Linked DNA regions of Mus musculus: regions 1, 2, 4 and 5 are each linked to region 3. Evidence: chromatin loops called from intact Hi-C (ENCODE). Cell type or tissue: left cerebral cortex. All regions are shown on one strand.

The links. A loop is a pair of places that touch in the nucleus more often than their neighbours do. Peaks named below come from ENCODE experiments on the same cell type or tissue, not always from the same donor. Only the 100,000 strongest peaks of a DNase experiment are listed, where the experiment ranks them.
Region 1: a loop joins it to region 3, with 3 times the contacts of the local background. A loop is called at or near these places in 6 of 42 quality-filtered maps.
Region 2: a loop joins it to region 3, with 2.5 times the contacts of the local background. A loop is called at or near these places in 2 of 42 quality-filtered maps.
Region 4: it touches region 3 in a loop (3-fold over the local background); 9 of 42 quality-filtered maps call a loop at or near these places.
Region 5: a loop joins it to region 3, with 2.5 times the contacts of the local background. A loop is called at or near these places in 6 of 42 quality-filtered maps.

Annotation. Positions count from the first base shown.
Region 1 is chr19:6,921,481-6,926,480 of GRCm38, reverse strand. It overlaps Esrra (estrogen related receptor, alpha), which reads left to right and starts at 4,673. Exons shown (of 7, transcript NM_007953.2): 1 at 4,673-4,859. It overlaps Catsperz (cation channel sperm associated auxiliary subunit zeta), which reads left to right and starts at 1,101. Exons shown (of 5, transcript NM_001039494.2): 1 at 1,101-1,189; 2 at 1,375-1,687; 3 at 2,882-2,958; 4 at 3,114-3,180; 5 at 3,821-4,055. The coding sequence starts at 1,172. The coding sequence ends at 3,930. Kcnk4 (potassium channel, subfamily K, member 4) reads left to right here. Exons shown (of 7, transcript NM_008431.3): 7 at 106-819. The coding sequence ends at 498. In left cerebral cortex, a CTCF peak has its summit at 1,877 (motif pointing left); DNase peaks (open chromatin) are centred at 1,861, 3,433 and 4,521; H3K4me3 peaks cover 1,440 bases; H3K27ac peaks cover 1,689 bases.
Region 2 is chr19:6,907,472-6,912,471 of GRCm38, reverse strand. It overlaps Prdx5 (peroxiredoxin 5), which reads left to right and starts at 2,366. Exons shown (of 6, transcript NM_012021.3): 1 at 2,366-3,013; 2 at 4,356-4,490; 3 at 4,799-4,930. The coding sequence starts at 2,855. It overlaps Trmt112 (tRNA methyltransferase 11-2), which reads right to left and starts at 2,774. Exons shown (of 4, transcript NM_001166370.1): 1 at 2,210-2,774; 2 at 2,008-2,109; 3 at 1,799-1,888; 4 at 1,444-1,720. The coding sequence starts at 2,287. The coding sequence ends at 1,613. Esrra (estrogen related receptor, alpha) reads left to right here. Exons shown (of 7, transcript NM_007953.2): 6 at 1-117; 7 at 462-1,495. The coding sequence ends at 721. In left cerebral cortex, no CTCF peak of the experiment used is centred here; DNase peaks (open chromatin) are centred at 1,991, 2,410 and 2,759; H3K4me3 peaks cover 3,270 bases; H3K27ac peaks cover 2,134 bases.
Region 3 is chr19:6,487,166-6,492,165 of GRCm38, reverse strand. It overlaps Nrxn2 (neurexin II), which reads right to left. Exons shown (of 23, transcript NM_001205234.2): 12 at 3,356-3,382; 13 at 1,980-2,099; 14 at 1,251-1,632; 15 at 492-682. Gm52381 (a long non-coding RNA gene) reads left to right here. Exons shown (of 2, transcript XR_003952843.1): 2 at 1-1,162. Among named protein-coding and RNA genes, the nearest start is that of Gm52381, 7.6 kb to the left of the region's middle. In left cerebral cortex, a CTCF peak has its summit at 2,990 (motif pointing left); a DNase peak (open chromatin) is centred at 2,987.
Region 4 is chr19:6,854,138-6,859,137 of GRCm38, reverse strand. It overlaps Ccdc88b (coiled-coil domain containing 88B), which reads left to right and starts at 927. Exons shown (of 27, transcript NM_001081291.1): 1 at 927-1,058; 2 at 1,347-1,504; 3 at 1,643-1,754; 4 at 1,832-1,901; 5 at 1,981-2,039; 6 at 2,128-2,211; 7 at 2,886-3,029; 8 at 3,148-3,296; 9 at 3,405-3,486; 10 at 3,624-3,782; 11 at 4,250-4,396; 12 at 4,551-4,659; 13 at 4,814-4,950. The coding sequence starts at 999. In left cerebral cortex, a CTCF peak has its summit at 2,313 (motif pointing right); DNase peaks (open chromatin) are centred at 924 and 2,309.
Region 5 is chr19:6,933,646-6,938,645 of GRCm38, reverse strand. Kcnk4 (potassium channel, subfamily K, member 4) reads left to right here and starts at 4,131. Exons shown (of 7, transcript NM_008431.3): 1 at 4,131-4,298. Gpr137 (G protein-coupled receptor 137) reads left to right here. Exons shown (of 7, transcript NM_207220.3): 7 at 117-589. The coding sequence ends at 276. In left cerebral cortex, a CTCF peak has its summit at 2,137 (motif pointing right); DNase peaks (open chromatin) are centred at 2,169, 4,331, 4,653 and 4,984; H3K4me3 peaks cover 1,396 bases; H3K27ac peaks cover 1,518 bases.

The sequences.
Region 1 (5,000 bases), 430 kb before region 3:
CATCCACAGGCTGAGGTTCAAGGGTCAGGCAAAAAGGTGGATGCAATTGGTAAAAGGGCAGCTTTCGGAGCTGCAATGGGTCGACCCCTTTTCCTCTCTGTGCAGATGGGTGGCCTAACGGCACAGGCTGCTAGCTGGACCGGCACAGTGACAGCGCGAGTGACCCAGCGAACTGGGCCCAGCGCCCCGCCGCCAGAGAAGGAGCAACCACTCCTGCCCTCCTCTTTGCCGGCACCGCCTGCTGTTGTTGAGCCAGCCGGCAGGCCCGGCTCCCCTGCACCCGCAGAGAAGGTTGAGACTCCGTCCCCGCCCACGGCCTCAGCTCTGGATTACCCCAGTGAGAATCTGGCCTTCATCGACGAGTCCTCAGACACGCAGAGTGAGCGTGGCTGTGCCCTGCCTCGGGCTCCTCGGGGTCGCCGCCGACCCAACCCATCCAAAAAGCCTTCCAGACCCCGGGGTCCTGGGCGACTCCGAGACAAGGCCGTGCCGGTGTAGGGGCAGGATCTCTGGACCCGGATCCCACGCCAGGGCTTTCGCTCTTGCTGATGCTCAGGCATGCTTGGCTTATTTGACCAAAGAGCCGTCCCTCTTTTGTTCCACGTGGTTGCAACCCTGACAGGAGTCCAGTGGTTGCCAAATGCCACCGCTCTTCCCTGGCTGGTTCTTCACATCCAATCATTTCCAAAGCCCACCATCCAAGGCTTTCTGCCTCGCTCCCCTGCCGGTTTTGACCCTCACACCTCACAACTGTGCCTCAAAACCTGCACCAATAAAACAAAAACTCTGCACTACCGAGTGCATGCTCCTGGGTCCCAAGTGGGTGTGCGAGTGCTTTTCTCGCGCCACCATGGGCTTATATCAGGCCCACTGCCGTCCTTGGGCCCCCACACCGGACAAGTCATGCTCTTTTGGTTAAGTTCAGGTATTCAGACTCTTGTCTCTGCCTGGAGGAGACCCGGACTCGAAACTGGACTGGGTACTTCCAGTCTTGGCATTGATATTGGGGGTGGGAGCAACTTAGAGTCTTGATGCAATCTGCAGTTTGAAGTCTCCTCCCGCGAGACCACTATAACCATCCGGGAGGAGACTGCCCCTCCCCCTTCCTGGAGCGTGACCCCCCTCCCTTCTCGATTGAGCCCTGTGGATACTGGTCCGTTGGTGCAGGACGATGGAGGAAAGCGTCAAAGTAAGAAGTCTGCCCGAGTTCCCCAAGCCCAGACGAACCTTAGTACTCCTTCAGGTCTTTAGAGTAACCTGCCATTCAGCCTGGGGGCTTGGCAGCTCTCCTAGAGTCCCCAATCCCAGTCCAGTCTCCCTGCTCCCTCCAGCTCCCTGAATTCCTTGGCTACCTTACCTGTGTGTGACCCGCAGCCGGTGCCCAAACACGCAAACCATCGCCGCAGCTCGGTCAGATCCAGCCTGTACGGAGATGTTCGTGACCTATGGAGCACGGCCACGATGTCCACAGCGAATGTGTCGGTATCCGACGTCTGCGAGGACTTCGACGAAGAGGGCAAATCTGTAAGAAACAGGATTCGCAAGTACAGCCAGACCATTTCTATTAGGGACAGCCTCAACCTCGAGCCAGAGGAGATCCAGCAGCAAGCACGTCGAGAGCTTGAACTGTGCCATGGCAGGTCCTTGGAGCATGGGGAGGACCACGAAGAATCTGAGACCTCCTTAGGTCAGTATAGCCTCGCCGAGGCGATGGGTGTGCCATAAGGGTGGGGCTAGCCCGGGTCTTAAAGTGCCTTCCTGCAAAATGGGGGTAAGCCCATAGAAACCCAAGTTTCTAGGATTTCTTAGGAGAGGGCTCAGGCGAGAACCGTTCACGCTTTAACTCAGACATTCTCTGAGCTCCCCCTACCGGGCAGGCGTCCTACTACGAGGAACCCGGGAAACGCACAGGCAAGCAGGTCAATGAAGACCTAGTCAGTTTTTTGTTTGTTTTTTTTGTTTTGTTTTGTTTTGTTTTGCTTTTTATCTTAATGTGGTGCTGGGGGTCGAACCGAGTACATCACTCTTGGTAGGAAAATTCTTTACCACTAAGCATATTTCGAGCCCTCCCTCACCTGTGCGTTTAATTTCATCACTGCACCAGCTGAAAGGACAGAATTCCTTCCCTGGCTGGGATCTGGCTGTTTGGAAGTCTCTCTTTTGGTCAATAGTTACTTTATTGTTGCTTTGTATTTCTTTTTGGAATGAGAGTCTCACTGTATAGCCCAAGATGACCTTGGATCTTGGTATCTTCCTGAGTGTTGGGGTTACACACAGTATGCCAAGCACTGTTTGAGATGTGTATGTGTCCATCCTCTGTCCCGTCCGTTTCCACCTTCATCAAGCAATGAGTACTGATAAGAACCCAGTATTCAGGAAGCTGTGAATTCAAAGCTAGCCCGGTCTAGATACCAAGTTCCAGGATAGTTAGGTCCACACTGTGGGAACATGTCTAAACAAACAAGAGTGATACAGATATAACAATTGATTTATATTAAACTTGTTACATAAGCATAGGACTTCTTGTACTGTGACCTTTGCATGGCACAACTGCCATAAGAGACTGTTCTGGACTGAGGAACATAGCTTACTGGTAGAGTTCTTTCGTAGTTTATACAATGCCCTGCATTCAGTTCCCAACAATACACTTTCAGAGGGCACACAATTCTCACAAGAGGGAATTCCTATGAATGACTCCAAGTCTCACACAGCGGGACAGTTGGTTCTGGATCTCAGCCGGGTGGGATTCTAAAGCCTAGGGCTGAAACCAGTGTCCCCTATGACCTTTGATGCAGGGTGTAGCTGCAGCTATTCCCTGAACCCCACTCCCACCATGACCCAGGAGCCTGACCAAGACCGATTTCTCTCTTCATTTCTCCAGCATCGTCTACTTCAGAATCACTAATATTCAGCCTATGGAAGCCACATCGAACCTACTGGACAGAGCAGCAGAACAGGGTTGGAGGATACTACTGGGGAGACTACTGGGGTTGAGTAGTGGGCAGCAGCAGATGGGCAGGTTTCAGGAAAGTGGGGCAGGCAAGCTGGGGAGGTCATGTGGGGACCACTTCAGCTTTCCATGGAACTGGTTGAGTCTCTTGTTGCTTTTCCAGCTGCCTCTGCCTCTGATGGAGCTCATGGAGACTGAAGTTCTGGATATTCTCAAAAAAGCCCTCATCAGTGAGCACTCCACCCCCACCCCCACCCCAGCTTCCACAAAAGATCCTGGTGGCTTTGGCAGGGCTTGGGGCTGTGGAGTTTCAGGATATGTAGTCTTGTCAGATCCCCTTAGCACTCACAAGGATGCCCTAAAAATTAAAAGTCAAGAGAGTAGGCACAGGCCGACTCAATGGAGTGAGTGACTCAGAGGACTTAAAATAAGCCCCTTTCTAGCAAGTCTGTTTTCTCTGCTTGTTCAGTGGAGTGACAGCCTTTGGGTAGCTTTGCTTCACTCCCAGGTGTGGGAGCTGTGACACATCGGGATTTTTTTTGGGTAAATGTACTGGATATTGGATTATCTGCGTAACCTTCTGCTCATGGTATATGAGCACATAGAGGGAAGAAAGGGCCAGATAACTAGTTAGAGTGAGCGGCTCAGGAGGAGGTTGGGTCTCACTGCCTCTGTTCAGGCTTGCAGCAACTTCTTCAGCCTTCTTCCCCTCCATTCTTCACATCGCACCTAGGAGACCCAAAATTCCCCAAACTAACACAGATCCAAATCCAGCACTAAATGCCACCTCAAATCACCTGTGGTTCCTCAAATGGGGGAAGCCCTTTGCTGCTGTTCATGGCCCTGAGCTCAGCTCTTCCCTCTCCCTAGCATATAGGTCCACGATTGGCAGGAACCACTTCATGACTAAAGAGCTGCAGGGATACATCGAAGGGATCAGGAAGCGCAGGAACAAGAGGCTGTACTTTTTGGATCAGTGAACCTCCAGCTCAAGTGGCCGACGAGACGTCCGCTCCGTGTCCTTTCCGGTCCCTCGAACCCAAGCTCAACCTCATCTGCATGGAATTTGAATCCTAGAGAAATTAAAGAGTCTATGCATGGTCCCAGAGTCAGTGCGTGGCTGCTTGCGTGAGGCGGACGCACGTGGCCCCGCCTTTCCCCGTGACCTTCATTCGGTCACCGCAGTGACCTTGAGTTTTGTCCGCTCGTGTCTCACCTCTGCCTTTGAGGAACTCGCAAACCAGGGCTACTTGCATGTTTTAGGTCTGCTTCTCCACTTGAGGGTCCTCAGGGGTGCTGATCTACCAAATCTGTCAAGTGTCCCATCAACATAATGGGGTGGGGTGGGGAGCAGCACCCTGTTAGGCCCCACCCCTTATGCATATGCAGTTACATAAACCCGCCTTTCATTTACATACACGTTCAACGCCCTCACAGAGTGAGTTCACTGAACAGCTACGCCCACTCTTATAAGGCAGAGCACCGCCCTCCTTCGTGATGCAAGGGTGCTCCGGCTTCTCTCCCGCACCAGTTCCTAGTCTTCGCTCCTCCCCTAGGTTCAGGCCCCGCCCACAGGAGGCCGCGCACGCGTGTGTATCGACAAGGCCTGCCCGCTGTCCTCCGGGTACGCAGGCGCCGCCGCCTCCCTCGGATATTAGCATAGGGCACCTGGCCCCACCCCCTGTTTTGCATGCGCAGGCCGGCCCCGCCTCCGCTGTCAGCTGGAGGAAGCGGAGTAGGAAGCAGCCGCGATGTCCTTTTGTGTCCTACAAGCAGCCAGCGGCGCCGCCGAGTGAGGGGGGACGCAGCGCGGCGGGGCGGTGCGGCCGGAGGAGGCGGCCCCCGCTCACCCCGGCGCTCCGGGCCGCTCGGCCCCCATGCCTGCCCGCCAGCCCTGCCGGAGCCCAAGGTCCGGGGGCGGAGGGGAAGGCGGCCGCGGGGGTGGGCGGGCGCGGCGGGGGCCATGTGCAAGCGCGGGCGGGGGGCGGGCTGCGGGCGGGGTCGCGCCTGGTGCGTCGGCCGGGTCAGGACTGGCTTCAGGTCCTGGCCT
Region 2 (5,000 bases), 420 kb before region 3:
CAGCTGGCCTGGGGGATCTGGGGGCAGCCCTGCTGCAGCTGGTTCGGCGACTGCAAGCTCTTCGGCTGGAGCGGGAGGAGTACGTCCTGCTGAAAGCTCTGGCCCTTGCCAATTCTGGTGAGTGATCAGGGAAAACACACACAGGTCTCCCCATAAGGTCCTCCAACTGTCAATGATGGTGGTATGACCCTTTGTTGTGGATGAGGACAACTGAGGCATAATTATTGGAAATCACCAAGTAAGCCAAGGTCCTGAATTATACATAGGATTCTGAGCCCTAGTGGTGTGCCAACCAGGCAGTAGTGAGAGGGGCAGTGTGGAGGTTGGGAGGTGTCCACTGGTGAGAAAGGATAGGCCCCGGCTCACAGGCAGAGCAGCGAGTGTATTAGCCCACCCAGAGTATCCAAACAGATGAGTCCTGCCCTTTAGTCATCTCAGCCAATGGTTCTCTCCCTTCCTAGACTCTGTGCACATTGAAGATGCTGAGGCTGTGGAGCAGCTGCGCGAAGCCCTGCATGAGGCCCTGCTGGAGTATGAAGCTGGCCGGGCTGGCCCTGGAGGGGGTGCTGAGCGGAGGCGTGCAGGCAGGCTGCTGCTTACGCTGCCACTCCTCCGCCAGACAGCAGGCAAAGTCCTGGCCCATTTCTATGGGGTGAAGCTGGAGGGCAAGGTGCCCATGCACAAGCTGTTTTTGGAAATGCTTGAGGCCATGATGGACTGAGGCAAGGGGTGGGACAGGGTGGGGTGGCTGGCAGGATCTGCCCAGCATAGGGTGTTAGCCCCAAAGGGGCAAAGCTGGAGTCTGGGCAGTGCCATAGCCTGCTGGCAGGGCCAGGGCAATGCCATCCGCCCCTGGGAGAAGGCTTCATGCCCTTCCCTCCCCACTTTGTGTGTGTGGGGGATTGTCAGAAGCCAGGAAAGTGAATGCCCAGGTGTGGGCACAGTGCTGCCCCTTGCAAGCCATAACGTGCCCCCCAAGAGTGTTGGGGGCCTCGCGGAAGCCATAGGGGGCTGCAGGGGATGTGCAGGAGGCAGACACTGATCTCAGGGAGGGAAGGGATGGAGGCCGCCGGCTCCCACTGGGTGATGCTTTTGCTGCTGCTTAATCCGATCTCCTCTCCGGAGCAGAGGGGGGCTTGGAAAGCAAAGGCCCCGTCCCTTCGCTCCTCTCCTCATCCGCATTGGGCATTATTGCCCCCCCTTGAAGCAATAACTCCAAGCAGGCTCCAGCCCCTGGACCCCAGGGGTGGCCAGGGCCCCCTATCAGCTCCCACCTCAAGGGGTGGGGGACAGCACTGCCTCTATGCCCTGCAGAGCAATAACACTATATTTATTTTTGGGTTTGGCCAGGGAGGCGCAGGGCCATGGGGCAAGCCAGGGCCCAGAGCCCTTGGCTGTACAGAGACTCTATTTTAATGTATATTTGCTGCAAAGAGAAACCGCTTTTGGTTTTGAACCTTTAATGAGAAAAAAAATATACTATGGAGCTCAAGTACACGGTGGTCGGTGAGTCACTGGGGGGAGTTTGGGGGTCACACATGACACGTCTATTTAACAGACCGTACAACAGAAACACACAGTCAACAAAATACCAAAGTGGCGGCTAGCAAGGTTACGTCTCAGTCTCCTCATCATTCAACAGCATATTGGGGATCCCGCGGCTGATGGGGAAAAGACGACCAGATTCTGGGCATTGCAGGGTGCCCTCCAGTACATCAACCTGCAGGGGAGCAGGACAAAGCTAAGCACCGGTAGCCTCAGTGGGAGGTCTGGGCAGGCGATGCCCAAGGATTCTCACCTCAAGCAACACGTGGTGCATCTTCCTCAAAAATGTCTCGTCGTGCTCATAGCCTTCAGTCGGCTCTTTGGGTACCTCGGCCAAGTTTAACTGTGGAAAGGAAGCGTACGTGGTCAGTGGGCACACGAACACCGAGGCCGTCCGGGCAGGGAAGAGGCTCAGAGCCTGAGCCCGCCCCCAAGGGGCGACAGAAGGGGCGGGGTCCTTACGGTGTCCGCTGCCTGCACAAGCGCCGCCCACTCCACTTTGGGGATCATCCGCGCCACGAACTCCGGGTTGAACTCCACGGGGTTGATGCGGACCTCAGTGGCCTGCGGGGGGGGGGGGGCGGTAAAAAGGTTTAGCGAGGTAGGTCCGGGTCCCGGAGGCTCCACCCTGAACTATATGGGCGATGAACCCTTGTGCAGTTACCTGCAGGCGCAGCGGGAAGCCACGCGTGCCCACGCCCCGCACATGGGAGCTTAGGAGATTGTGGGTGAGCAGTTTCATGTTGTCACAGCGGAGCGCGTGAGGCCGGAACCGGAAGGAGTCCACACTTCTCCTTTCTACCACTTCCGCTTTGAAGCCGTTGAACTCTTCGCCGGACCGGAAGTGGCCGACTTAGGGGACCTTTTGGGGGGCTTGGCGGCAGCCGAGATCGGAAGGACTGTGTTGGGTCACGTCCTGGTACCGGAAGCGTTTCTCGGGGAGACTGCAAAGGCTTACGCCGAATCCCGCTCGCTGAAGAGAGTACACACTATGCAAGTCACGTGTAAACCGGCTGCGTTACGGCGCAGGTAAAACGAACACATTTGAGGCTCAGCCAGATCATCCCCGACCTCTGTTTGCGGCTATGGGTCACGAACTGTCACGTCGGTAAACCAGGCACCTCTTTCTGCGATTGAAGAAGGTGTGCGAGCCCTGAGAGCCCCGCCGCGTCGTAGTGCGTCACGGCCCTGCCCCTCTAAGCCGGCGCTGTGGCTGCGACGTGGGACGTGCGGCGTGGGCGGAGCTGTCCCTGCATCCACCTCCTGTGGGCAGAGCCATCTGCGGGTGGGCTGCGGCAGCGGGGCGGGTATGCTACAGCTGGGGCTTCGAGTCCTGGGCTGCAAAGCCAGTTCTGTGCTCCGTGCATCGACGTGCTTGGCAGGCAGAGCAGGCCGGAAAGAAGCAGGTTGGGAGTGTGGCGGAGCCCGCAGCTTCAGCAGCTCCGCGGTGACCATGGCCCCGATCAAGGTGACCGGTTTTACCTTTCCTGGGTCCAGCCTATCGCGTCTCTTTGGGTTCCACGCGGGGTCTCGGGCTGTCCTCCTTGACGTTTCTTCTTGTCATGTTTTTTGTAAGACCCTGTCTCTGCTTCTCCGTCCTGGGACATTTCTTGAGCTGCCCTCTCACATCTATGCCACGTCCAGGGACAAGTCCCCACCATTTTCAAGCGACCGAATGCTATGTCATTTCCCACATTCTTAAAATGCCTCTTTTGCCGCTTGGCAGCTTTTCCAACCCTTTCCCCAAAGCCCCAGCACTTTTGTGATTGTACTAAACTCCATTTCATCTCATCTTTTGAAAGAGCCATGGTCCCTTGGGGACCTGGGTTGATCTTTTCCACTTCTGTTTCCACTCTATGTATGCTCACCCCGATCCCGCCCTTCTGTTTGATCTTTCTGGGAATTCTTGAACCTATCCCCTCTCCTGTTTTTGGACTTAATTTTTAGAGAAAGAGAGAGGGAGGGAGAGAGGAAGGGAGGGATGGAGGGAGGGAAGGAAGGGGGGGGGCACACAGAGACAGAGGTTGACTTACTATATAGTCTTGGCTGGCCAGGAACTTGGTGTGTAGACCAGACTGGCCTCAAACTCCTAGAGATCTGTCTGACTCTGCGTCCCGAATGTTAGGATTAAAGGCCCTTTATAAAAAGAAGAAAAAAGAAAAACTTTTAAACATGTACTTAGTGTGTGTGTTTGGTAACAGGCATGTGAGTGTGGTGGTCAGAGGACAATTTTCTCAGGAGTCAGTTCTATCTACCATGTCGCTTGTGGGGCTAGAGCTCAGTTGACCAGGCTTGGTGGTGGGCACCTTTACCTACCCACCTCAGCCTTCCTTTCCTCTTGTGGCTCTGAAAGCCCCCAGGTGGGCTGACACTTCCCACCGACCCCAAGAGCCTACATCCTGAACATTTTGGCTTACATAGCTAACCTGGTTTTCCAAAGTGTTTCTCCTGGTGTGTGGATAGGATTTTTCTTCCTGCCTGTTACCAGGCGGTTTCTCAACCCCAAACATAGCCCTCTGTACCCCTCCTCTGTGCATTGACCCATCTTGGGTGGCTTGTTTATACAGTATTGCAACACTTGAGAAGGCCTCTCCCTTTCTCTGTTGCCACCAACTGGCCTTAAGCAGAATCAGTCATGTAGGATGTGGGGCAGGCAGGACATACAGGAGAGCGAGGACAGAAATGGACCCCTGAACCGCCAGGCACTTTTTCTGCTGGGTGTGAGCACTGGCTCCATCAAGGTCTATCTGTGTGGCTGTGGTTCACTAGTCTCTCTTCACTCTGTTTTACCCTGGAGTCTTTTTCTCCAGGTGGGAGATGCCATTCCCTCAGTGGAGGTATTTGAAGGGGAACCGGGAAAGAAGGTGAACTTGGCAGAGCTGTTCAAGGGCAAGAAAGGTGTTTTGTTTGGAGTCCCTGGGGCATTTACACCTGGCTGTTCTAAGGTGAGACTTCTCCTTTCGAGAATCAGAAACTGGGGACCAGGAGTGTGGGAGAAAAGAACCCACATTAAATCTGATAGCTCTGATTGACGCTGGTGGTGGAAGCCCTTGGGACTCGGGCTAATGAGACAAAAGATTTGCCTATGGTCTTGACCATACACCCTTAGGTCCAAGCTTCCTAGTAGCCAAGGCAAAAAGGAAGTGGCCAGTTTCACACTGGTTTCCTTACCCTGGTCAGGGATGTTAGGAAATAGGGGGAGCAGGCTGAGCAACTGCAGTTGCTCTCCTTTGACCTTTTGTTTTCCTCTCAGACCCACCTGCCTGGGTTTGTGGAGCAAGCTGGAGCTCTGAAGGCCAAGGGAGCGCAGGTGGTGGCCTGTCTGAGCGTTAATGACGTCTTTGTGATTGAAGAGTGGGGTCGAGCCCACCAGGCAGAAGGCAAGGTGAGGTGTGGGGCCCGTGAGGGGGACGGGGCCAGGTAGGAAGTTTCCTTGTTTTTGTGACATGTTATTT
Region 3 (5,000 bases):
CCAGGTTTTGACAGTTTGGGTTACACGGACACACGTGGAGCCCGTAAAGCTAAGGGATGCTCCAGGCATGTGTGTGCAAGGAGGTCTCGTGGACCCCAGATGGCTCTGAAATAGCTGCAGCCTACGTCTCCTGTTCCAATGCCCAGTCCACCACCTCCTTCTCCCCCTACCCCTCCTGTTATTCATTTTCCTCCTCTTCCTCTCGGCCACCTACACTGGGGACTGGCAGTGACAATTTCAGTGACTGCTGTACAGTCACTGGAGATGGTGGGACCCTGGTGGGAAATAGCCTGGCCAGTGCTCCATCTGAAGTGGCTTCACAGGAGAGCCCAGTAAGACACAGGTGGGAAATGTCAGCCAGACACCATGGAGAACAGGAAAGAGGGGTGAGGGAGAGCGGCCTTGACCCCCTTTCAGGGGGCGGGGGATTGATCTCAATGGAGAAGGGGGTCTGGGGTAAGGCTGGCCTTCTCCAGAGGTTCCAGCCCCACCTTTGAGATCCAGATTTCGGGCACCGTTGGAATGCTGCGTGACTGTGCGGGAGTCGATCTTCAGTGTGTGCACGTTGCCTGGGTCCCTGGACACCACCACATTGTGCCATTGGTTGTCATTGACTGGTTTGTCTGAGTTTCCCTTCATCAAGGACGGGCCATTTCCCAGGTCAAACACGTAGTGGATGTACCTGCCCCACGGTAGGGAGGAAACACCAGATCAGACGGGCACCACAGAGATGCCAGGCGAGAATGAGCTACTGCTGGCAGAAAAACCAGGGGCCTGGGGCAGAGGGGTAGACAAGGGATCCCATGGGAAGGGACCAAAAAATGGCACTGGAAGCTTGAGGCATGAAGTCTTGTCCCAGGGAGGTCACGGAAGCACTTGCTCTTGGCCCCCAAAAGAGGACCTGACAGAAGGGGAGTTTTGGTAATACAGTAGGGGTCCCCTAGAAGCAGGGTCTGAACTACTTGAGGGCGCAATTCTCCAGGGCAAGAGAAAGACTTGGCTGACTTCTGCCATAAAGAGGACAGTGGCCAGAGAAGGGACGTGACTGGGAACCCTGGCAAGGAAGTGGCCGAGGAGCCAACAGCCCAGAAGCAGGGTTGGGCTTCTCCATCTTGGCTGCAGAGGGACCCTCCTGGCTGATGACTAAAGATGTGGCTCTTGACCTGATGTCTGGGTGTGTTGAACCTTCCCAAAGGCCAGGGAGGAGCTCTATCGGGGTCAGCAGGGGACCACAGTGCCCATCCCCTCACCCCTTGACCAACTCGATGACGATGAAGTCGTTGCCGTTGCCTGAGTTGAACAGCAGAAGTCCATCTGGGGCCGTGGTCTTGAACTGGAAGAAGAGATGCATGGAAGCATAGGCTTGCAGCGTGGCTAACGCCAGGTAGCTGCTGCGACTCTTGAACGTGACAGGATCAGCCACGATGGCACGCAGGCCAAAGCGGGCATTAAGCTCACAATAGGTGATGTCTCCATCTTTGCATTGGTCCATGTAGGGTTGACCATTGAACACCAGCCCACTCAGGTGCCCGATGAAGTTGGAGGGCACCACAGAGATAAACCGCCGCTCTGTCATAATGCCCGTCTCAATGTTGTGGAACTCCAGCCGAGTGTGGGCTCCTGCCATCTGTCCTGCTCGGGACAGAAAACCAACGTCAGGGAAGGAAATAGTGCACAAAACACGGGGTCACCTCTAGAACAGGGCCTCGTCTTCCTGGAAAAGATCATGTCCTCAAACAAGGCCACAGGAAGGGATCTTACTAGATATCCTGGGCCAGCGCTACCATCCCACCACTCCGGGGAAAGCCACAGCAGTCAGTGGAGCAGCAGGCTTCCAGGAAGATGCTTGGAAGGAGCTGAAATAGTCCCTGGGGTCCAGACCCATAATAATAACTTCTCTAGAAACAACAACCCAGGCAGAGGCTACCAAACACAGCACTCTGGAAATACATCCAGCATCTTGGGTCTAGGCCACCTACCCTCCACAGTCACGTTGTCCACGGACAGCTGCAGGCTCTTGCCACGCCGGACCACCCTCACCGTGTGCCATTCATTGTCATTCAGCTTGTGCCCCGCAAACAGTGTCTCGGGGCCTTTACCTGCAGCACCAAGGGGGGAGTGAGCATAGCGCGACACATGGCTGTAGGCAGCGCCCCAGGCAGGAGGCAGCCCACCTGCACATGGATATACTCAACTTCCTGCACACACCAATGTGTACGCCCCTTGCCTCGAACCTGGAGGGCATGCAGGGAAATCTTCTACACCTGGAGTCACAAACCCCACCTCGTCCTGCCATTTTGTGTGACCGCAGAGGATACCATTGGTTACAGAATGGTAGCCAGGAACACAGGCACACCTTCCTCTGTTCTCCTACGGACCTTTAGTGTGACGCTAGCAGCTGATTTCTCAGACCTCACACTCAAAACACTACACACCCCAAAGGAAGGACACCCACAGCTTCACCTTCCATGTGCACAGCTTGAACCCACTGTGACCTTCCTGTATATTCCTGTTTAACTCTACACCCTGGAATGGCTAACCCTATGTAGCACTCAAAGAGCCTGCGTGGCCACAGACATGTTCTGTTTCTTGGAAGCTGTGACTATTGACAGTTGATTGACATATGATTGTCAACACCCACATCTGTCAGGTGTTCTGGGTTTGGCAGCACCTCTGGGCTACCCCTGGATCCCTAACGCTGTCTGCCTGGGGTTTGGGGTGCTGGCTTTAAAGGGCCTCAGGTGTGTGCACCACACTATGACACAATTGTGCCTTCCATGTCCAGATCTCTTTGCTCAGTGACAGAGAGACCTGGGCCTGTCCACATTGGCCTCCCTTCTAATTCCTGCTTACAGCCCTCACTGGCCAACTCTGAGTCCTGCAGGAACTCTGCAGACTCAGGCATTACAACGACTTAAAAGACTCTGAGGCTCTGGGCACACCCCCACCCTTCCTACCCAAATCGTCCTTCCCATGTACTTCGCCTGCCCCCTTGTGGCCACTGGTGGAGATGCATCATTAAGTCTACAGATTTTATGTTCTCGCACCAGGTGCTGCCTAGCTCCAGATTTCTTCCTCCTGTTACTGACTTGGGCAACAAGGTGCCCTGGCTCTCCCTTTCCCAGAATCCATAACCATCCTTACCAACTACTTCTTCCTGGTTCTGCTTTGTTTTGTCCATCCTGCCCTCCACAATTCCCCATCCCACCCCCATACCTGTTCCCCTCCCCACAACCCCTTGCAAGCCAATAATGAAACTGTCTTTCCCCCTCCCTCCATCCCTTTCTCCCTAAACCCCAATGTCCAGCCTCCCAGACCTCTTGGGTCGCTGCAAAAGAAGAGGCAAGCCACTTACTGGGTGCGCAGCCGACGCGCAGGCAGTCTGGGGGGGCCATGGGGTGGGCAGAGGGGGAGGGAGAAAAAAAGGCAAAAACAAGGTTTTGTGTGTAATTTTTTTTTTTACATCCTTCACAGGGAGGGGTATCTGCAGGCGGGAATTCCCCCTAGGGCCACTTTCTGGGGACCACGCGTGCCCAGGTGCCCTCTCCCCGTCCTCAGTTGGACCCATGTCCTTCATGCCCTCAAGAGGGCTCCAACCCTTCCTAGCGCCAAGAGGCAGGGCAGTCAGGTGGTGGGAAGAGGGCTTGTGTCCCCTTTTGGAGGGGCCCAGGCCTCTCATGTCTAAGGGAGACGGGCACCTTGGCAATCCCAGCCGTACAGGGGATACAGGGGATGAGGGCTTGACCGACCCCACATCTACCCAATCACTAGGAGGGAGATGGGTAAGGAAGGCCAGGGCCCCTGCATCCCCTGCTCTGGGACGACACCCTGCTTAGAGCTCAGGTGTGACATGTCACTCCTCAAGCTCTAAGCCCAAAACAGGGGTCTGCCCCAGGGCCCCCTTCCTAAGGCCATAAACCTCCCAAAGCCCCAGAGGCCAGCGCCACCTGAACAGGAACCTTCCTTCTATCTGTCCCTGCCCTGGGGGCACCGAGAACTCCGCCACCCTGCAGAACGAGTATTTTGTCAATTTTTCTAAGGAGCCAAGGCCTTCCATAGGGACACCAAGATCTGCAAAATGTGACTTCTAGGCACAATGCAAGTCACTGATAAGCAAAGGCTCTCAATCCTGGCCTGGGCTGTCCCCAGTTTCAAAGCTGGAAGGGTTTCACAAAGTTAGAAAATCCATGTCTACACAGAGCCTACATCTCAGGCCAGCAGGAGCCTCTGATCAACCCTTTGGTTGGTGGGAGTCAGCTAGCCTTCAAGGAGACAGTCTTGGGTCATTTGTTCTATACCACTTAATAAGTCCAAAGCCCTGGCCAGGCTTGGAGTGATGGGACTGCCTGGGGCTGGAGGGTGGGGCTGGAGGTGTGGTTGTGGGTGCTGGGTCCTTGCCTCAGTCCTATACACACTGAGTGACTTCAGACAGCTCTCGCTGAGCCTGGGCATCTCTTCCTCACTGCTGTGAGGCTAGCAGGTTACAGGTGTGCCCTGCTCTGACCCTGGTCTTTCAGAGAGTAGACAATCCTTAACCCTGGCTAAGAGTGACGCCCATGTGGGTTCTCCATGAACAAGCTCTGCCCGGGTGCACCGTGGCCCTGGATGCACCTGGCATCCCTTGGGCCTCGGAAGGTTCCTGCAGTGGCGGTAAACAAACACCCACTGTGGCTCTGAGGGTCATGGGCCCTGGGGCAGTACAGCTGAGCTCCACACGCGTTGTCAACCACAGCAGAGTGGGAGGAGCAGCAGGGACCCCGAGCCACAGCCTGGGCACCCAGGGAGCAGTGGGAGGTCAAAGGACAGACACAAGAGGAAGCATGGGGTCACGGAGAGAAGAGGCTGAGAAAGGCAGAGAAAAAAAAATAAATAAAGAGGAAGAACCAGGAACGATGAGGGGAAGGAGGCTGTGAGGATGAGGGGAAGGGTGCCAGGCCCTGGAGTCAGGTCCCAGGGGCTCTCTCCAAGCCAGCAGAGTCTTCACCAATGAAGGGTCCAAA
Region 4 (5,000 bases), 370 kb before region 3:
ACAGGGTCTCTCTAAACAGGCCTAGATGTCCTAGAACTCCAGGCTGGCTTTGAACTCAGAGATCCACCTATCTCTTTCTCCTGAGTGCTGGGATTAAAGATGTGTGCCACCATGCCTGGCCAGCATCATCATTATTTTGGGAAACAGTCTCACTAAATTGGTTTAGCTGGTCTAGCATTCACTATAGGTAATCCAGGATGGCCTTGAATTCCTGATTCTCCTGTCTCTACCCTTCAAGGGGCTGGAATCACAGGCATGCATCTCTACTCCCGGTTATAAGGTACTAGAGATTGAACCCAGGGCCTTGTATATGTTAAGCAGGCCCTCTATGGACTGAGTCACATTCCCGGGTATTGTGTGCTTCCTTTTAAGGAGTTTACAGATGGGAAACTGAGTCTGGTAACTGCGGTTACTGGCCTTCCTCCATTTTCAGTGTAGTATTTACAAAGTCCAGGAGGGTCAGCGTCTACTCTCTCCTGGGGTTCAGAGGAGCTGGCTGGGACATGCAGCACCTGTAGCAGGCTTCAACAGCTGACAGATTGGCATGAGACTGAAGAAGGAGATACCAACAAATGAAGAACAAATTCAAGGCCATCCTGGACTACCTATAGTGAATGCTAGACCAGCCTATTGACTCCAAGGCAAGGCCAGAGCTCTTTTAGTGACGACAGAGTGCCAGGCTGAGGTCACTCTCTCTTGCCCACGAGAGAAAAGGTCTTCCCGTTATTCCCATGGAGTCAGGAACCCTGTAGGCCTCCCCTCAGCTAACTTACAGCTTTGTAGCTAGTCTTACCTTATCTGAGACCCAGGGAAGATGTGTGTGTGTGTTTGCGTGTATGTGCTGAGACACGATTCGCAGCCCTGCAGAACCCCGGAAGAAGGAAGCTGTACAGGGTCTGTGGCTGGGCCTCTGGGATCCCCCAGCCGGGGACTTCCTCTTCCTCTCAGAGCAGGTGTAGCTGCCACAGCGTGACAGGGACTACACCCTGACCCCCAACATGGAGGGGGCCAAGGGGCCCAGGCTCAGAGGCTTTCTGAGTGGGAGTCTGGCCACCTGGGTGAGGGTCAGGTGGGAGAGGAAGAGAGTGTGGGGCAGACTGAGGGCTGGGGGAGGAGGGGCTGGGTGTATAGCATCAGCAGGGGGGGGGGAGGGGAAGCTGGTCTGGGAACTGGGGCAGGAGGCATTCAGGGGCACTGGTGAAGTGTGTGTGTGTGTGTGGGGGGGTGGTAGTGGGAATCATAGAGTGTTTTGGGACAGATCAGGGACTCAGGATGAGTTTACTAGTTGGGGGTGGTGGTGGTGGGGAGTTTCTACCTGTTTAGCTGACTTCTATTTGTTTCCACAGGCACTGGGACTGGCTGGGCTGGTGGGGGAGGCAGAAGAATCAGCGGGGGGAACAGAGGAGGAGGAGGAGGAGGAGGAGGAAGAGGGGGCTCTTTGTACAGAGAAGAGATTCCTGCGGCTGATCGATGGAGCCTTACTCCTTCGGGTGCTGGGCATCATGTAAGTGACATGGGGAAGTTGAGTTGGGGGGGGGGCTGTGAATAGTAGGAGGAGTCTGAGGGTGGAGGGCAAGGCCTGTCTGGGTTGTGGGGAGGTCCTCAAGCCAACCTCTCACCCATGTTCCCTGGGTGATCATAGTGCTCCCAGTTCCCGAGGAGGACTTCGAATGGTCAGGGGCCGTGATGGTCCTGCAGCCTGTCGGATGTGGAACCTCTGTCATCTATGGGGGCGACTGAGGGATTTTTACCAGGTAAAACATTGGGAAGGCCAGACAGGAGGCCCAGCAGCCCCTGTGAAGGTGTCTTTCTTAGTGTTGGCCTATTCTAGGAGGAGCTACAGCTGCTGATCCTATCACCACCTCCAGACCTCCAGACAATGGGGTGTGACCCCTTCTCAGGTGCTGCTTCCTACCCACCCTCTGTCCTCTGTCCCTGCCCCATGTCCCTATTTAACCCTTTGTGGCTTGTGCCCAGCAGAAGAGGCAGTGGACGAGCTGGAAAGCATCCTTCGGCTGTTGCTGGGGGCCTCAGTGCAGGTGAAGAGGGGACGGGAGAAGAGAATGGAGTTCTGACAGGAGGAGGGGCCTCTGTGTGCCAGCTTTGGGCCTTCTCTGTCCACCACAGTGTGAACACCGGGAGCTCTTCATCCGTCACATCCGGGGCCTCAGCCTTGACGTCCAGAGCGAGCTGGCTGGTGCAATCCAGGAGGTACTGACGGCAGCAATACAGTCCAGGGGCTTGATTGGGTTCATTTTCTCTGCCAGCTGAAGAATTAAATGGCAGGGAAAAATCTGAAGCGCAGCAGGTGGCAGCAGAGAGAGCTCTTGCACAGCAGACAGAAACAGCAGTTAGGAGAGGCGGTTATGGAGGGCGAGCAAGCACACATGCTGCAGACACACAGAGAACAAGGCTCTGCTTTGCAGAAGCAGGGCTCAGGAAGCCAAAACAAACAAACAAACAAACAAACAAAAACAAAAACACCCCCAACAAACAAACAAACAAACCCGGTCTCCTCTGGAGGCCTGCGGTTTTAAAGACTCTGAGAAGTCTTCCTCACCCTATTTTCTCTGGTCAGAGACTGTTGTGTGACATGTCCTCATCAGGCCTTGAACTTGTTGAGCCAGTATGTCAGCAAGGGTCCACTAGTGGGCGGCAAAAGCTGCCAGGCTTTTGTCTTAAGTAAGCAGGTTGAGGAGGAAGCTGGCCATCTTGGAAGAGCTTTGCCACCTCTTCCATGTCATGGCTGCTCTTCCTGTCTGTCTGTCTACCAGGAATTATGTCTAACTCCTGATCTCTAGGTACTGTGGTGGGTGGCACAGGGGATTTGTTGCTACCCCTGAAGCCACCTTCACCTCCTGATGTATTGCTCTCTGTGCCCTCAGGTGACCCAACCTGGTGCTGGTGTGGTACTGGCTCTGGCTGGACCAGAATCCGGAGAGCTGGTGGCTGAGGAGCTGGAGATGCAGTTACGGAGCCTGACAGGGATGATGTCCAGGCTGGCGCGGGAGCGCGATCTGGGGGCACAGGTAGGGGACAGGCAAGGGGCGATGGGGCTGTCATAACCCAGAACGATTTTGTTGGGATCGGAGGCCCGATGTGCAGAGGTTTTGGAAGATGCTTCTTTGACCTTTGACTTCCTGCTAGCGGTTGGCTGAACTGCTGCTAGAGCGGGAGCCAGCCCACTTGCTGCTGCCAGAGGCTCCTGCTAATGCGTCTGCGGAGGGTGTCTCGCACCATCTGGCTCTGCAGCTGACCAATGCCAAGGCCCAGCTGAGACGCCTGAGGCAGGAGGTGTGAGTGTCTGAAGGCTCAGGAAGGGGTCAGTGGGATCTGGATGGGTCCCCAGCCCCCGGGTGTGGCTCTGCAGCTGGCAGACACCCTCCATCATCCCATCCTTCCAGGGAGGAGAAGGCTGAGCAACTGCTGGACTCCCAGGCCGAGGTGCAGGGCTTGGAGGCTGAAATTCGAAGGCTCCGCCAGGAGGTGCGGTCCAACGTCTTCCCCCCAACACACCGCCCTCCGCCATTGTCCCCTCTTCATCGTGGTCCTATTGCTTCTTGCGATCCCTCACCCCTCTGTCCCGTGGCTCGCTAATCCTAGTTCCACACCATATGGCCCAGACTCAGGCGCTGTCCGCACAAGCCAAGCGCGCAGAGCTCTACCGCGAGGAGGCAGAGGCACTGCGGGAGCGGGCCGGCCGCCTGCCACGCCTGCAGGAAGAACTGCGGCGCTGTCGCGAGAAGCTTCAAGCTGCAGAGGTCTTCAAGGGTCAGCTGGAGGTGAGGTGGGGGCGGGGCTGGAGGCGGAGTATTTGGTGGGTGTGGTCTGGAGGCGGGGCGTGTAGGAGGGGAGTCTGGCCAAGAGAAGAGTGGGTCTAGCCTTGCTTGGGAAATCGTGATAGCTGGGTGAAGCGGGTGAAGATACAGCAGGTGAAGTCTGGGACAAGCTCTTTAGGATGGGCGGATGTAAGGGAGAAGAGGAGGAGACTTGAAGAGACGGATAGGGTAAAATAGGGAAGTCGGCAGTGAGACCCCACCAAGTAGCTGTACCGATAAGTGGGGTCTAGAGAGATACGGCCTTGGAAGGCTTCTCCTTGGGGTACCTGGGGAGACCTTGAAGAGAGTTGCAATGGGAGGTAGGGAAAGAGGCAGGGTGTGAAGCTGTCCCAGGAGAAGGAATCTGGAACTGCCAGGCTCTGAGCATAAAGATTTCATCTCACCAAGGATCCTCCTGGCTTTCCCACCAGGAGGAGCGGGTCCTTTCCGAGGCCCTGGAGGCCTCGAAGGTCCTGCTAGAGGAACAGCTGGAGGTTGCCCGAGAGCGCTCAGCCAGGCTGCATGAGACCCAGAGGGAGAACCTCCTGCTGCGCACGCGGTTGGGCGAGGCCCATGCGGTGAGCTAGGCTGACCTGTCCATCGTTGTCCCTGGTTCTCCATGACTCTAATGATGCCCAAGGTTTCTCTACGTGATTCCTGTAGTATGTTGGGATATTCAGACTTGCACATTTGGCCGATGAACAAGGTACTGACCTATTTTTCCACACCCAGGACCTGGACTCTCTGCGGCATCAGCTGGAGCAGCTGGTGGAAGAGAATGTGGAGCTGGAGCTGGAACTTCAGAGGAGTCTGGAGCCACCCCCAGGCTCCCCTGGGGAGGGTGAGTTAGGCCTAGGGTAAGGGCAAGGATCTGGGGGTGAAGGCAGGCTCTCTGAGTGGGGAGGACTTGTTTTCAAGTCCTTACTAAGTCTCTGAGAGGTGTTGGGGTGGGAGTCAGAGAGGGCGGACAGAGTTTGACTTGGTCATGTCTCCAGCCTCCCTACCCGGAGCAGCACCCTCACTGCAAGATGAGGTGAGGGAAGCAGAGGCTGGGAGGCTAAGGGCAGTGGAACGGGAGAACCGGGAGCTTCGAGGCCAACTACAGATGCTTCAGGCACAGCTTGGCAGCCAGGTTGGTCCCTCCGGTATCCTTATCCTCGCTGCTTCCCACCCACATCCTTC
Region 5 (5,000 bases), 450 kb before region 3:
CTGCCCACAAAAGCAGTTTGCCCTTTGACCTAGGGCTCTCTGTTTCTCAGCCTCTCCCATCTCAAGAATGTGGCCCTGGGCACTGCCTGGGACTCACCTTGTTTCTCTGCCCGCAGCATGTCCGGCAGCCTGGGCTCTGGCAGTTGGTATGGTGCCATCGGACGTGAGCCAGGCTGGGGAGGGGCCAGCCAGACGAGGACCACTCCTCTGCTCTTCTCCCAGGTGCCAGGACCTGGTAGTCACCACCACAGCCTCTATTCTACACCACAGACGTGATCTGCTTTTACTCCCCTTAGAATACCCAGGCCCCAGCTCCCCTGATCCCTGGCCCCTGTGCCAAGTACGTCTGCTGCTTCTTGCCCAGGTTGCCAGGAGACTGTGGCTGCTTCTCTCCTCTGGCCGGCTCCTTGCCGCTCCTATTGTAGTGAGCTTGTGCCATCCCCCTAAAATGGAAACAAGGCCCCAGGATACCAGATGCCCACAGTGCCCTGGCATGACCTGCCACCTCTGCTTCCACACTGGAGCCGGCTACCTCTCCTGTGCCTACCACTCAATAAACAGAGGCTGTGCCCTGTCCTCCCTCCTGTCACTCGTCTGTTCCTTCTCACCTTGACCTGTTTGGCATCGGGATAATCAGACGCTGGCCCGTGACATGGGTTGCCAGGCTGGGCAGCTGCCATTCACCTTTGGCGAAGGTAGTGAGCCCCGAGCAGCAGGGACACTGCACGTGCCTCTGCTCTTAAAGCTCTCCTGGTTCAGAGTAGCCTTCTCTGTGCTGCCCAACCTGGCCCGAAAGTCCTGGCCTCAAATGATCCTCCTGCCTTAGGCTCAGCTCAAATACCTGAAGCGAGAGGTTTGTCCTGGTTGAAAAGTCACTTCCACAGGCTGGGGATGTGGCTTAACTGTTGAGTACTTTCCAGGAATGTCCAAGGCCATGAGTTGAATCTCCATGGGAGGGGCCAGGGAATCAAATCTCCACGAGACTTCACTGGTTGTACAGAGAGCCATAACCCCTCCTGGACCACACAGCAATGTAATTATGTGGCTTTCAGGCATCTTTAATTAATTTATTTATTTAATTTTTTTTTGGGGGGGTTTTGAGACAGGGTTTCTCTGTATAGCCCTGGCTGACCTGGAACTCACTTCGTAGACCAGGCTGGCCTCAAACTCAGAAATCCACCTGCTTCTGCCTCCCAAGTGCTGGGATTAAAGGCATGCACCACCACGCCCGGCTAAAATTTTTTGTTACATTTATTTATTGTGTGTGTGTGTATGTGTGGGCTCATGTATTGTAGAGGCAATTATCTCCTTCTGTCCTGGGTCCTATAGATCAAACTCAGGTGTAGTTTTGGTAGCAAGTACCTTTGCCCACTAAGCCATCTCATCAGCCCTTTAACATTCTTTGTTGTTGTTTGTGTTTTTCCAAGAAAGGGATTCTCTGTAGTCGTGGCTATCTTGGAACTCACTCTAAACCAGACTTGCCTTGAACTCACAGAGATCCACCTGCCTCTGCCTCTTGAGCTCTAGGATAGGCATGTGTGCTACCACGCAGAGCTAACTTCTTTTTAATGACATGCATTTATTTGTATATATGTCTTCGTGTATGTATGGATAAGCACTTGGCACAGCATATATGTAGAGGTCAGATGACAACTTACAAGTTGGTTCACTCCTTCATATGGACTGGCAAGGTAGAACTTATATCACCAGGCTTGGTGGCAAAGGCCTTTATCTGTTGAGCCATCTCATTGGCCCAGTTTGGTATAATTTTTTCTTTTCTTTTTTTTTTCTTTTCTTTTCTTTTCTTTTCTTTTCTTTTCTTTTCTTTTCTTTTCTTTTCTTTCTTCCTTCCTTCCTTCCTTCCTTCCTTTCTTTCTTTCCTTCCTTCTTTTTTTTTTAAGATTTATTTATTATTATGCATAAGTACACTGTAGCTGTCTTCAGTCACACCAGAAGAGGGCATCAGATCTCATTATGGGTGGTTGTGAGCCACCATGTGGTTGCTGGGATTTGAACTCAAGACCTTCGGAAGACCAGTGGGTGCTCTTACCCGCTGAGCCATCCTGCCCACCCCCCTCATTTTTTTCTTAAGATTATTTATATTTATGTATAGGTGTATCTGCACCTGTGCCTGTGTGTAGTGCCCAAAGAGGCCAGAAGAGGGCATCGGATCCCCAGGAGCTAGAGTTAGAGGTTGCTGTGAGTTGCCAGTGCTGGAGACTGAACTTAGTAGGTCTTTTGGAGGAGGAGCAGCAAGTGCTCTTAACTGCTAAGCCATCTCCACAGCCTGGTAGGCATCTTGTCTTCTAATGGATTAAATTAGTTTTGTGGAGGCCTAGTGTGTGTGTGCTGTGCATGTATTTATGTGTGCATACATGGATGGACAGACACACACACACAGGTATAGAGTCAGAAAAACCCATATGGGTTCCAGGAAACAAACTTGGAATTTCAGGCTCGGTGGCAAGCAGCCCTACAAAGCACTGCACCATCTCACTGACCTGAGGCCTGGCTTCTGTCACCACCTCTACTGTGGTCTTCAAGTGTCAAGTTTATGGAAGATCTATAAAGGGTGTGCTTGTGTGGCACAGCCTCCATCTCCTTACCTGGGTATGGGTTAACCCTGATCCCCTGGCTACTTGCATGCTGAGTCAGCTCTTGGTACACAAATCCTACTGCTCCCAAAGGTTTAGTCACTGCCCTGAGTTCCGGACATCCTTGCAGATCTGCCCTGTGGCTCAGGATTGATTATTAGAGCCTGTGACTCCTGTCTATAAACCTGGTGATTCTAGCTCCTTTGAGATCTCAGCCTAGCAGTAAGTCTGCCTTGAAATTCTTTCTTTGGGACTCTCCTGGAGCCAGGTCTACAAGGTCTCCAGAGAGAACAGCAGAGGCTCAGACTTCAGCAGTAAGCTGGACAATCACTTTCGGATGGAAGCAGAATTGCTAACATTTTTAGGGCACTTAATTCTGTGTGCTAGGCTTTAAGCATTTATAAACGCTGACCTCAGCTGGGCAGTGGTGGTTCATGCCCTTAATTCAGCATTTGAGGGGCAGAGAAAGGTGGGTCTCTGTGAATTTGAGGTCAGCCTGAACTAGAGAGCAAGTTTCAGGACAGCTAAGGCTCCAAAAACAAACAAATAACAACGAAAAAAAGAGAAAGAACCAAAGTAAAAACCACTGACTTTGTATGTGTGCACAGGCATTGGTGGTTTGCCTACATGTATGTCTGTGTGAGGGTGTCCCAGACAGTAGTGGGTGCTGGGAACTGAACTCTGGTCTTCTGGAAGAAGAGCCAGTGCTCTTAAAGACGGAGCCATCTCTCCAGCCCCCAAATACTGACTTCCTAAATACTCAAAATCAGCACCCAGAGTTAAGTAATCACCCTTTTACTGTAAGTGGGAACTAGGGAGTTTGGTAACTCACCCTGACCCCCTATCATCTGGGTGGTCACTTAAACATACTGACAATTACCACAAAACCCAGTAATGGTAGGGCACACCTTTAATCCCAGCACTCTGGAGGCAAAGCAGGTGGATCTCTGAATTTGAGACCATCCTAGTCTACAAGACAGCCAGGAGTACACAGAGAAACCCTGTCTCAAAACAAAGCAAAACATCCCAACAACAAAAGTACTGACCACAATAGCATGGGATCTCTGAACGCTACAGGAGAGATTTTGTGGAAATCAGTAAAGAAATGTCTCGAGAAACCAAAAAAAAAAAAAAAAAAAAAAGGATATAAAGAAGAAGAAAGAAGGATAAAGACAGAAGAGGACCCGGCTTTAGCTGTTCAGAAAATGCTAGCACTCTTTCTGCTGGAATTGTCAGGCAGCAGATGGTTGGGGGGGGGGGGTGACCCCAGGGCCTGGAGGATCAGAGATGGGAATGCAGCCTGAGCAAGAGGTGCTCTATCAGTGACTTCCTAGAACTAGGACCCAACCCATTCAGCTGGTTAAATCCAGGTGGCCTCAAAGAGAGCTCCCCGTCTTCCACCCCCACATACCCTCTTCTCCCTGGGGGCCTCTCCCTCACAAGTGCTGAGCCCAAGGCCCAGACTATCCTCATGGGCGGAGAAACGAAGGCTCTTCCCAGTCCAGTAATAGACCTAGAAGATTCCAGGAGATGAGTGTGGCGGCTGTCCTGAGCCCCGGGCCAGCTGATGTCCAGGTTAGGGCAGCGTTGGGGCCCCAATCCCAGCCTGGAAGGTTGGACTTCACGTCGACCCTTCTCTGAGTCTTCTGCCACTCACTGGCCTGGACAAGACAGCATTGGGGAGCCCAGAGGCTGCAGGTGCAGGTAAGGGCTGGGTTCAAGGCGGTTGGTGGCGAGAGCCGGTGGCGAGGGTGCGGCACGTAGGGAGACGCAGCTCTGGTAGGGTTAAGCTCCCAAGGAGGGGGCTTTTGAGGGCGGGAGGAGGGGGGTCCTAGTCAGACGGCCGCCGGCGGCTCGGTCTCTGGGCTGCCGCCGGCACCTCCTTGGCTCAGCCCGCACACCCTCGAGGCGGCGCGGGAGACCTGGCCGCAGCCAAAGCCGCAGCCACAGAGTGGGCAGACAGTAAGTGCGGAGCAGGCGCGGGAATGTGGGCTGGATCTCAGGCCCTGGGAGCTGGGAGAAACCGGCAGGGCGGGACACTTCCCGCGCGTGGATGCCTTCCTCGAGTGGTGTGACCGTGCGTCCCGTCGCCGGTCACGCTCGGAGGCGTCGGCGTAAGGACGCGGGGGAGGTGGTGGGAGCAAGCGGCTGGCGTGCGGTGTCACACGGGTTCCGTGTGTGTATCTGTGTGTGTGTGTACGCGAGCGCGCGCATTCGTGCGCGTGGACCTCTAGGGTAGCTCGGCCCTGCGGGCACGCCCATGGTGGTTAGTTGTGCCAGGGTCTGCCGGAGCGTGGTGCAGTGCTATGCCTGCAGCCTGGGCAGCGCGCGGCTAGAGCTGCAGAATGGAATGTGGCTCAAAGATCTTTGTGGCACATGTAGCAGACTGTGTATATGTATGTGTGT